2 separate regions of the Homo sapiens genome follow, and region 1 is linked to region 2. The links are chromatin contacts, found by Hi-C or POLR2A ChIA-PET in ENCODE. All regions are on one chromosome and are shown on one strand. The core of a region is the stretch at or near the end of the contact, and the rest is flanking DNA. Distances in the headings are between cores, read along the strand shown. Region 1 overlaps TARID (TCF21 antisense RNA inducing promoter demethylation). Region 2 holds the start of CCN2 (cellular communication network factor 2).

What was found. Hi-C counts contacts between places; a loop is a spot of excess contacts on that map. ChIA-PET counts read pairs that join two places held with the same protein, here RNA polymerase II (POLR2A).
Region 1: a map of PC-9 shows a loop between it and region 2 (8-fold over the local background). The contact joins the enhancer-like site here to the promoter of CCN2 in region 2. A Hi-C loop is called at or near these places in 1 of 168 maps with a recorded cell type or tissue (PC-9). POLR2A ChIA-PET finds 5 or more read pairs at or near these places in 2 of 52 experiments (H1 and PC-9).

Annotation. Positions count from the first base shown.
Region 1 is chr6:133,738,335-133,743,812 of GRCh38, forward strand. The region is part of intron 4 of TARID (TCF21 antisense RNA inducing promoter demethylation); the gene reads right to left. Among named protein-coding and RNA genes, the nearest start is that of LINC01312, 80 kb to the right of the region's middle. Within about 2 kb of position 3,342, at least 3 of the 41 ENCODE cell types and tissues checked have a DNase peak (open chromatin) inside an H3K27ac peak, as active enhancers do; they include PC-9, where a contact is called at or near this core.
Region 2 is chr6:131,947,398-131,953,531 of GRCh38, forward strand. It overlaps CCN2 (cellular communication network factor 2), which reads right to left and starts at 3,975. Exons shown (of 5, transcript NM_001901.4): 1 at 3,710-3,975; 2 at 3,373-3,595; 3 at 2,895-3,146; 4 at 2,552-2,763; 5 at 779-2,163. The coding sequence starts at 3,775. The coding sequence ends at 1,867. All of the region lies in intron 2 of CCN2-AS1 (CCN2 antisense RNA 1), which reads left to right.

The DNA of each region.
Region 1 (5,478 bases), core at 2,092-4,591, 1.8 Mb after region 2:
TGTGGGAGAGATGGGAAATTGAGAGATGTTGGCCAAAGGGTACAAAGTTTCGGTAGGATGACTAAGTTCTAAATATTAATTTATTTATAATTAATAGATAATATTATAATAATTATTACTATTGTGACTACAGTTAGTAATAACAGATACTTGAAAATTGCTAACAGGGTAGATTTTACATGTTCTCACTACAAAAATAAAAAAGGCAAGCCCATGAGGTGATGGATATGTTAATTAGCTTGATTTAATCATTTAACAAGGTTACACACATCAAAACATCATGTGTACATATAAATACATATGATTTTTATTTGTAATTTTAAAAATTTGAATAATTATTCTATTTTAGTAATACTTTTCACCCACTTAAGAGTAAAAATAATTTATTTAGGTGACTATTTTTAAGGGAAAAATATTTTCTGCTTGTGAAAATATTATTCTGAAAATCCAGTTTTATCTTAAACATGTTTCACACCTAATCTGGCTTTGTCTCACGTTTTACCTGAGAATGCAGTTTCCATGAAAAAACTTCTATTCCCAGCACCTTTGGAAGACTCTTGGCTTATGATAACATCAGTAAATATTTGCCGAATGAATCAAAAGAACATGAAAACTAAAATGCAAGGCTACAAATTGATTTCTGAAATGAAGCGCAATTTGTATTTTGACTAACGCTCTGAATTTATTGTTATTTAGACCTGATTCAAAGCTCCTTCTACTTTTGAGGCAGGATAGAACAGCAGTTAAAAATGTATACCCTGGAACCAGAATGCCTGGGTTTAAAGTCTAGCTCCCCAATTTCTAGCTGTGTGATCTCAAAGCAATCATGCAACCTCTCTGTGCCTGAATTTCCCACTCTATAGAATAGACATAATAATTGTCACATCTACCTCATAGGTTAGTTGCAAGGATTAGATGGATTGATAGATGTGAAAATGCTTGGAACAGCTCCTGGCTCTAAATGAGAGGTACATAAGTTACTGATTGTAGCTACTATTATTATTGAAAATTGGTTGCTAAGTTTAACACCTCTAAACCTGCCCAACCTGAGAAATCGACCTTGGTAGTATACAGTGAATGAGGAACACATGACCAGCACTGCGTGTTGAGCACTTCCCTTGCTGTGGGAAACCAGCCGAGAAGAGGCCTCTCATTTCTATGCCTAATAAAGTGTTATCTTAATGTATACTTGAGCAAAAATCACTTTTATTAGACTATTTTGTTTAATTTGTCTGATTAAGAGTGTTAAGACTCAATCAGTAGGCATTAAAATGTTTAGATCTTAGGTGTTATATGTTATGAAATATCCAAATGATAAGTAAGAGAAGTAGGAAGAAGGGAAAGAAAGAAGTACAGTATCCCTGATGTTTTCCCATGAACATTTGCAGGAGTCTTTCATTCCACTTCATAAGTATGGTTAACTTATATGCTTGCTCTGTAAACAAAACAAAATATTGATTTTTGCCTTTTCTAAAGAACTTTTCTTCCCTGTGAAGACATCATTAGAAAAGCAGCTTAAGGGTATCTGTCAAGGTTTTAAGGATTTCAAAATCACCTTTTTAAAAGATATGATGTTTTGTGCTTTTAGGTTGGGGCTCTCCCAGCTCTCTCATGTGAAGGCCATTTTCCAGGTTCTTCCTGAAATCTTTCTGGATTGATGCTTTTGGAAGCAGGTGAGGATATGTGAGCATGAGCAGGTGAGAGGGTGGGGGTGTGCACTGACTCCACGTCTACTACATTAGTCTGTTCTCACACTGCTATAAAGATACTACCTGACACTGGGTAATTTATAAAGGAAAGAAATTTAATTGACTCACAGTTCCACATGACTAGGAAGGCCTCAGGAAACTTACGATCATGGCGGAAGGCAAAAGGGAAGAAAGGCACCTCTTACATTAGCGCAGGAGAGAGAGAGCGCACAGGGGAAACTGCCACTTTTAAACCATCAAATCTTGTGAAAACTCCCTTGATATCATGAGAGCAGCATGGGGGAAACCTCGCCCATGATCCAGTCATCTCCCACCAGGTCCCTTTCTCAACAAGTGGTGATTACAATTCGAGATAAGATTTGGGTGTGGACACAGAGCCAAGCCTATCATATACCAACAGCACACGGTGCTTTTCCTGTAAGATATGATCCCTGTGTCCAGCTCAGTCCAAAGTAGCAGAGCCTAATCAAGGATGCAATTACAATGAAAACAGCAATAATAACAAACTAACTGCTAGAGTACACCAAAAGTCAAAACTCAACATGAATTTTGTGCTATGATCATTAAGGAAAATGCCTTCCTTTCAGTTGCTTCTGCACACAAGGCAGGCTCCACGTATGGGCAGCAATCCACGCTGTCCAATTTAGTGGCCCAAGAAAGCCCCTGTCCCTAACATGCTTCTCCCTGAACTCTCCCTAATATCTGAAGCATAACATTTGCCAGTCACCCATTCCTCTGGATTAGCATCACCATCTTTGTCACTTTTTCCGTTACTTTCCTTTAGCATAAGAAGTTAAGGGTTTCTATAAAACTGAGGACCTAGAGGTGAGAAGAACACAGGTGAAGAAACATCTGTCTGAACTGGGTGTTGGAAGAACTAAACTCTATGTCATATGAATATTTGGACTGATTCTTGCCACCAAATTCTTGAGTAACTCCAAAAAAAATCTGTGACCAGTTCACAATGACACTGAGAGTCAGACGCAGCTGTTCACAATTTATACAAAATAAAACCACAGGAGAATTTTCTTGCATAATTTTCCAATCTATTTTTGAAAGTTTTTAAAATAAATTCTACCATTATTTCCCCAAACCAATGAATACAGGCAAAGCATGTAAGGGAATTTAATCACCTAGCGAAAGTCTTTTCTCATACACTTATTATTCAATAATTTGGACCAGAAAATGCAAAGAAATCACATCCTGCTCATTCCCAGGTCCTCTGAGGCTAAGAGGGGCTGAGGGTGACACTATAACCTGACAGGAGTCAATGACTTTGGGTGTAAAAAAAAAAAAGTGCTTCAGTGAAAAATTTCCATCCTTTTTATGAGAAAGGCCTAGGCTAGTGAGCTTTGGCTTTGGATATAGAGGTTGTCTGAGTGACAGTCATTTTTGGAGAACAGAATGAAAACCACACCCCAGCTGTGGTAGTGGCAGGAAAAAAGATATCTTCCCAAGAGAGTTCATTGCTTGTCCATTAGAAGGCTTCAGCCAGAAATCCCACAGTGGAGAAATCTAAACAAGTGTTATACAATAGCTAGGCTCCCCCTGCAGCAACTCCTAATGTGGGCAGAGACAGCCTAATTACCACCCAAGCTGTTCCTATGCTGACTACAAGGTGACACGGAGAGAGCAAAGGGAAGGGGAGGGAGAGACATGTAACACGATCTATTATTTTGCAATTAACAGGAGGCTCACTCCCGTCTGTCCACTGTCAACATCTACGCATGAGTGAACACACACACACACACACACACAGCCGAATCTCCAGAAACCCTAAGTCAGTTTCTCCCCTGCCTCTCACCCTCAGAGGGGCTAGGTCACCTTCTTCTCCTGCATCAAAACCTGGTTCCAAGACCCCAAGGACCAGGGCACCAGGCTCTTTTTTCACCCAAGAGAAATTCAGCTGAGATTTCATTTATGTCGATTTATTTTCCATCATTGCTTCATGATGCCTGTTACATGGTGTAGATTTCATTGTGCCTAATACAATGTAAACTCTATGTAAATAGTTGTTATGTTGTTAATTATCTAATTATATAATACTTTAATATTTTAATCATTTGCAAATGCTGACTTTTTCTCTCAGGTGAGAGAAGAACCTGGCCCGCTGGTCCTTGGGGTCTTGGAACCAGGTTTTGATGCAGAAGAAGAAGGTGACCTAGCTGTGCTGAGGGTGAGAGGCAGGGGAGAAACCTACTTAGGGTTTCTGGAGATTCAGCTGTGTGTGTGTGTGCGCACACACACACACATACACATGCGCACTTCTGTGCACATATTTTCAAATGCAAAGGATTAGAAAATTCAAGTATTATATAACTATATTCAGCTTTAATTACAACTACTAATTGGTCGAGCCTCCTAGAAAAACACTGCTTGGCACCAATTCTACTTCACCAGAAAGCAATGCTTATTATCTTATCCATACCAGCTAATTAAGTAAAAACACACTGCTAAAAATCTCAAACAGGCTGGGTGCGGTGGCTCACACCTGTAATGTCAGCACTTTGAGAGGCCAAGGCTGGCGGATCACGAGGTCAGGAGATTGAGACCATCCTGGCTAATACGGTGAAACCCCATCTCTACTGAAAATACAAAAAATTAGCCGGGCGTGGTGGCATGTTCCTGTAGTCCCAGCTACTCGGGAGGCTGAGGCAGGAGAATCGCTTGAACCCGGGAGGCGGAGCTTGCAGTGAGCCGACGTCGCGTCACTGCGCTCCAGCATGGGCACAGAGCGAGACTCTTGTCAAAAAAAAAAAAAAAAAAAAAAAAAAGACGTCAAACAGATTAGAATTGCTTAGATATTTGAAATTGTAACGAAAGTGTAAAAAATAAAGAGATTGACAAATATTGTAAAAGAAAATACAAAGTATCATTATTTGCACCTCTCTATCAAACCGCTCCCCCAAAAAAACTACTAGAACAAAGAAATTTCAGAAAGGTGGCTGATTGTGAGCTAAATATACCAAGAAAAAAACATTAGTGCTCTTGTATACCTATGGATGTAATTGAAATATATACACTTTCAGCCTTCTGCATCTGAGGGTTTAGCATCCATGGGTTCAACCAACTAGGGACACAAAATATTCCAAAAAAATCACATGCCCACACAAAAAATAATACAGCAATAAAAGATAATTACATAAATAAAAACATAACTATTTATATAGAGTTTATACTGTATTATGTATTATAAGTAATCTAGAGATGATTTAAAGTGTACAGGAGGATGTGCATTAAGTTATAAACAAATATAAAGAACTTCAGTATCCACAGATTTTGGTATCTGCAGGAGTTCTGGAACAAATCCCCCATGGATACTGACGGACAACTTTGTCCCTCAGTACGCACACACACACACATATATGTACATATATATGTTAGTAGAAGTATATACATGTATACACACACATACATACCCATATATGTACATATATGTTAGTAGAAGATTCCACTAGAAATAACAAAACATATATAAATTACTTGTATTAATTTTTTAATATGAAGGAACTATATTAAGAAAATGATATGTCAAAGAATTGAATAAATGAAACAATATCCTATGTTACTAATTATAAACATTATATTAAAGATATTTATTCTCCTGTAATTAATTTTTGAATTTAACTTAACCCCAGACCTCCAAATGCAGTGGTGCAGGGGTCCTTCAGGAGATGCCAGGTCTCATCTGATAGCTCTAAACACCCACCCGGCCCCAGAGTTGAAGAAGATGGAGGAGAACCTGGCAGGACCAACCAGGTGGAGTAGC
Region 2 (6,134 bases), core at 2,725-5,224:
TATTGTTTCCACATGAGGCTTCTTGAACAATTCCATTTTCTCATGTATAAACCACTTGGTAAGGTAGGATGCATTAATCTGGAAGTCTGATAAAGCTAAAGACTTGGGCAAATGGAGGAATTACTTTCAAAACAAATTTCTATTAATGTTAATGAATGGAAGATTTGCTCATCCTCCCTTTTCTATTTATGCCATCTGTTTGTCATTGGTTATCATGGCAACCAAAAACGGAATTATACAAAACAAGACTTATGAAATAGCTCCATTTAAATGAGGATTTCATTTCATAATTTTCAGATTTAACAGTAAGGTAATGAAGTTCAGAAACAGACCTAGAGCATAAAATTTTTAAAAAATGTAAACATTTTCCACGTGCAAGGCACATAGACTAGTTTGTGATGTGAAGGGTTGGAAACTAACCTATAACGGCCAGAGAGGTACAAATGCCAAAAGGACCAAGTGTAATACAACAGGGTTAATGGAGACTGAAGTAATCTAGAGAGAATTGAATTTAAAGTGTCTATAAAGTTCTGTGAAGATAACAAAAAAAATGGCTGTATAGTCAATGTGGTGTGTATGCCTGCAAGTCTGTGATACTTGATTCAGTGTGAAGTATGTTTACATAAAAATTCTATGGAATAATCAATTTATTAATGTATAGAATAATTAAAGATATTTAGAAAATTATTGGTGAATTATCTTATGATTAATAAGAACTTCCTATTTATGCTCAAGAAAACTCAGAAATGTTTAGAAGGATAAATGAATAACCAAGCCCTTTATAGAAAAAATATACACTTTATTTTCAACTAGAAAGGTGCAAACATGTAACTTTTGGTCACACTCTCAACAAATAAACTGTCCGAAAAACAGTCATATCAAAGTAGAAACAAATGCTTCCAGGTGAAAAAACTGATCAGCTATATAGAGTCACTCAGTTTTTAATAAAGGCCATTTGTTCATTAAAAGTGAGGCTACCACATTTCCTACCTAGAAATCAGCCTGCCAAGGACACTGATGCCTCCCCTTTGCAAACAATCTGTTTTGACGGACTGTCATTCTATCTGAGCAGAATTTCCATATAAGTATCCATTTCATGCTTTGAACGATCAGACAAGCTTTACATTCTACCTATGGTGTTCAGAAATTGAGGCTAACATTGAAATATCAAAGCATTAAAAACAAAAATAAAAAGGCACAAACAACTTTAAATTAACTTAGATAACTGTACATATATATATATATACACACACACACACACACACAATATTTACAATATAAATTTTAAAAAATCTGGCTTGTTACAGGCAAATTCACTTGCCACAAGCTGTCCAGTCTAATCGACAGGATTCCGATTCCTGAACAGTGTCATTCGAATCAGAATGTCAGAGCTGAGTCTGCTGTTCTGACTTAAGGAACAACTTGACTCAGTCTCTTGATGGCTGGAGAATGCACATCCTAGCTGTCACTGGGGCTACAGGCAGGTCAGTGAGCACGCTAAAATTTTCCTTCTCAATTACACTTCAAATAGCAGGCATATTACTCGTATAAGATGCTATCTGATGATACTAACCTTTCTGCTGGTACCCTCCCACTGCTCCTAAAGCCACACCTTAATATACATTCTGGTGCTGTGTACTAATGTAGTTCCACTGTCAAGTCTTAACATTCTTCAAACCAGTGTCTGGGGTTGATAGACTATTTGTTTGACATGGCACAATGTTTTGAATTGGGTGGGAATCTTTTCCCCCAGTTAGAAAAACAGATTTAAATAACTTGTGCTACTGAAATCATTTTTACGGAAAAATGAGATGTGAATCAGTTCAAGTTCCAGTCTAATGAGTTAATGTCTCTCACTCTCTGGCTTCATGCCATGTCTCCGTACATCTTCCTGTAGTACAGCGATTCAAAGATGTCATTGTCTCCGGGACAGTTGTAATGGCAGGCACAGGTCTTGATGAACATCATGTTCTTCTTCATGACCTCGCCGTCAGGGCACTTGAACTCCACCGGCAGGGTGGTGGTTCTGTGGGGGGTGCAGCATCGGCCGTCGGTACATACTCCACAGAATTTAGCTCGGTATGTCTTCATGCTGGTGCAGCCAGAAAGCTCAAACTTGATAGGCTTGGAGATTTTGGGAGTACGGATGCACTTTTTGCCCTTCTAAGGAAGACAAGGGAAAAGAGAGAGGAAAAAAAAAAATCAGCGACTCTACAAGAGGAGTGGCTTTCTTCAACCCTCTGTGTTTTAGTCTTCTGTTGTCTGACTTCTGTTTATATTTTGAGGGGAGGAAGTTTGAGTCTCATTTGCTATGTCCAAAAATAGCCAGAGCCTCTCTTGGAATGTCTTGAATTAACTAACCCTGTGGAAGATTTCGTAGTGGAAAACTGGTGGTTGCTATTACACAAGCTCTCATTCCAGCAAAACAGCTCAATGGTTAGATAGTTTTGGAGATAACGGGCTTATACTAACAAGCGTGGCAAGAGCCCTAAGTTGGGTCCTATCCACTGTTTTTCCTGTGAAAAATAGTTAATAGGAGCAGAACATGTACCTTAATGTTCTCTTCCAGGTCAGCTTCGCAAGGCCTGACCATGCACAGGCGGCTCTGCTTCTCTAGCCTGCAGGAGGCGTTGTCATTGGTAACCCGGGTGGAGATGCCCATCCCACAGGTCTTGGAACAGGCGCTCCACTCTGTGGTCTGGACCAGGCAGTTGGCTCTAATCATAGTTGGGTCTGGGCCAAACGTGTCTTCCAGTCGGTAAGCTGCGAGAGCAGAGCACACAAACACCATGTAAAACGCCTGGATAAGGTATTTCCCCCGTTCGGTCGGCACAGTTAGGACTCCCTCCCTGGGAGAGAATCACGACCCTGACTTAGAGGAAGACTCGACTCACCCGCGAGGGCAGGCCCAACCACGGTTTGGTCCTTGGGCTCGTCACACACCCACTCCTCGCAGCATTTCCCGGGCAGCTTGACCCTCCTCGGGAAGGGGCAGTCAGGGCTGGGCAGACGAACGTCCATGCTGCACAGGGGCATGCAGCCCACCGCCCCGTCCAGGCACGTGCACTGGTACTTGCAGCTGCTCTGGAAGGACTCTCCGCTGCGGTACACCGTACCACCGAAGATGCAGGGAGCACCATCTTTGGCTGGAGAAGAGGAAGGGAAGAGAGGGGTGGGGGATGCAGAGGTCAGGCATTGGGGCACTCTCACATCCAGAGCGTCAGGGATGCGAGTTGGGATCTGGGCTGCAGGGGGCGGGCTGGCAGCAGCTGGAGAAAGAAACTCAGTCCGAGCGGTTTCTTTTTCCAGCGGGCGGGTGGGCGTGAGGGAGGAGGCGGCCGGACACCTAGCGGTGGGGGCTGCGGGTCTTACCGGTGCACACGCCGATCTTGCGGTTGGCCGGGGAGCCGAAGTGACAGAATAGGCCCTTGTGCGGGTCGCATGGGTCGCGCTCGGTGCACAGCTCGCCCAGCTGCTTGGCGCAGACGCGGCAGCAGCCGCAGCCGTCCAGCACGAGGCTCACGCCCGCCGGGCAGCGCGGCGCCGGCTCGTCCGGGCACCGGCACGGCCCGCTGCAGTTCTGGCCGACGGCCGGCTGCAGGGAGGACAGGGCGGTCAGCGGCGCTCGGTCGGCGCGCACGCCCTCCCCGGCCGGCCCCGAGTCCCTCCCTGGCAGCCGCCGGCCGCAGCGGGGGCTCCCGGCGCTTACCCGGCTGCAGAGGGCGAGGAGGACCACGAAGGCGACGCGGACGGGGCCCATACTGGCGGCGGTCATGGTTGGCACTGCGGGCGGAGCGGAGGGCGCGGTGGCGGCGAGCGGGGAGCGGCGGGGCCTGGAGCGCTGGCGGTGGTCGGAGGTGGGGACCGGGACGCGCCGGGCTGTCGTCTCGGGGCTGTCGGCCGGGGCGGCTGCCGTCGAGCTGGAGGGTGGAGTCGCACTGGCTGTCTCCTCTCAGCGGGGAAGAGTTGTTGTGTGAGTTTGGGGCGGGCGGCCCGAGGCTTTTATACGCTCCGGGCGGCCGCGGCTCGCCAATGAGCTGAATGGAGTCCTACACAAACAGGGACATTCCTCGCATTCCTCCCCACCTTCCTGCCTCATCAACTCACACCGGATTGATCCTGACCCCTTGACACTCAGCATTCCTCCGTCTGAAAAAGCTGGCACACTCCAGCTCACAGAAAAAAAAAAAAAGGAAAAAAAAAAGCGCAGTATTTCCAGCACCAAATAGAATTTTTTTTTCCCTATCCTCTTCGCACCACTCCTGATTCATATCATTTATAAACACACTGGCAATTATTTCTTATTTCTTTTTCGAATAAGTTTGCCCTGTTCTGTCCACTGACATACATCCTTTTTAGGAAGTAGGTAGCTGAAGAGGCAAACAGCAGGAATTCCTAAAAAATTCGAAAAGGTTTCTCCCCCCCAACCCTTAGCAATGATTTGCGTTTTAGAGGCTATAGGCTCTTGAAACTCTCCAAAGAGTAGAAAAGGAGTGAGTTGCTTTTAACCATTTGAAATCCTCAAGATGCCTACCTGTAAAACCCTGAATTCTATATTTGAGATTTGATCATTTGTCACTTGAGGTAACGGTTTTGGGACAAGAAAGAGAACAAAGACGCGTGTGACTCAGGATGCAGTCTCCTGGGGCAGATTTCCAAAACTCTTGCTTAGTTTTCTCTTAATATATGTAGGAGTTTTATATAGGCAAGGACAAGGGAGGAGTGGCCATCAATGTTTCCAGAAAAAGGGATCCATTGTTCTATCAGAGCAAATGATTCTGTGTTGGGTAGGTAGGGGCTCTGGGTGTCAGGGTGGGAACACTGGGATGCAAAGGGGGTTCACCTAGGAGCATTTAAACACAGCTTCACTAGGGTCTTTGAGAAATGAGTGCATTTTCTTATATTAAAACCTATAATCTTCAAATGTGGATTGGATTTGGTTTGTCTTGTTAAAATAAGAAGTCTGATTCCATTACAAGAGCAGTGTACCCTGTTGTATCTGGATATAAACTAAGATTGACAGTGAATAATATATTTTTAGTGACTCCCCACACATCTATGAATAGTGATTGTGACTTCTCATTACCCAAGGAACATGCAGCCTGAGGGAGTGAGGTCAGGACAAGGAAAGAATAGGCTTTATTCTCCCTGGGTGTGTGCAGATGTTGAATATGGCCAATAAACCTAAGCATATCTCCATTTCTTAATATAGTGCTACTTAGCTTCACTAAAGACCCAACTAATTCACTGTGCTTTCATTTGGAATCTATGTTGTTTAGTGGCTTTTTTGTTAATACCTCCAGTTCCCATTTTATATAAAGAGAGTGATTCTAGGGCCATACCATTTTTGTATTCTGTAATGCCGCATCATTTGACATTGGTGTTACCAATGAGTAGATTCCTTTAAGTTGTTGATGCTTCAGAGCATGGGTTCAAGATAAGCATATCTGTTTGTGGTGCAAAGATCGGCTTTAGAAACAATGCATTATAGATTTATCATTTGAAAACAGCCTGTTTAAACTGATCAAATTTTTAAAGTTTCAGTACAGTCTGTTGAAAAATAGCCAAGAAGAAATATAACCACTCCAACTTCAGCATAGAGCATATCATCTGTGCACGATTACCTCGTTAAGCCAGCCACATGTTATAGAGTGTAGTTGCATGTCAATAGTGTGAATGGCCAGCAAAGGGGTGGGGGTGCCCTCTGAAGCTCAGGAAGAATTTTCGTCATTGTTATTTAATGTCCTTTCCAAGCATTCCTCAAAAAGAAGAGGCCTAAGAGTTCCTATTTAAAGAAGGAACATTCCAAGTTAACTTAATAGCCACATGTGTATTAAAGGCAACTTGGCCCTCAACTTTTTCTTCCCTTGTGGATGATTTTAAAAGTCCAAAATATGTGGGAAGCCACAGTGAAACCTTTCAAGACCTAAACCCCCAATTACATCTACCTCTAATGGTTGGAAAGGTGTGGTGGCTGGGGAAGGGTAGGGATGTGCAGTGCGAGTCTCACCTAAGGTGGGATGTGGGCTTGGTGGTGAGCTCTCCTAGCTTGCAGAGTGAGGTAGGTGGGAGAAGGGTTGGGGAATTTCTGAATCCTCAGGAGAGTCTGAAAGCTACCACCATCTTCATGCCTG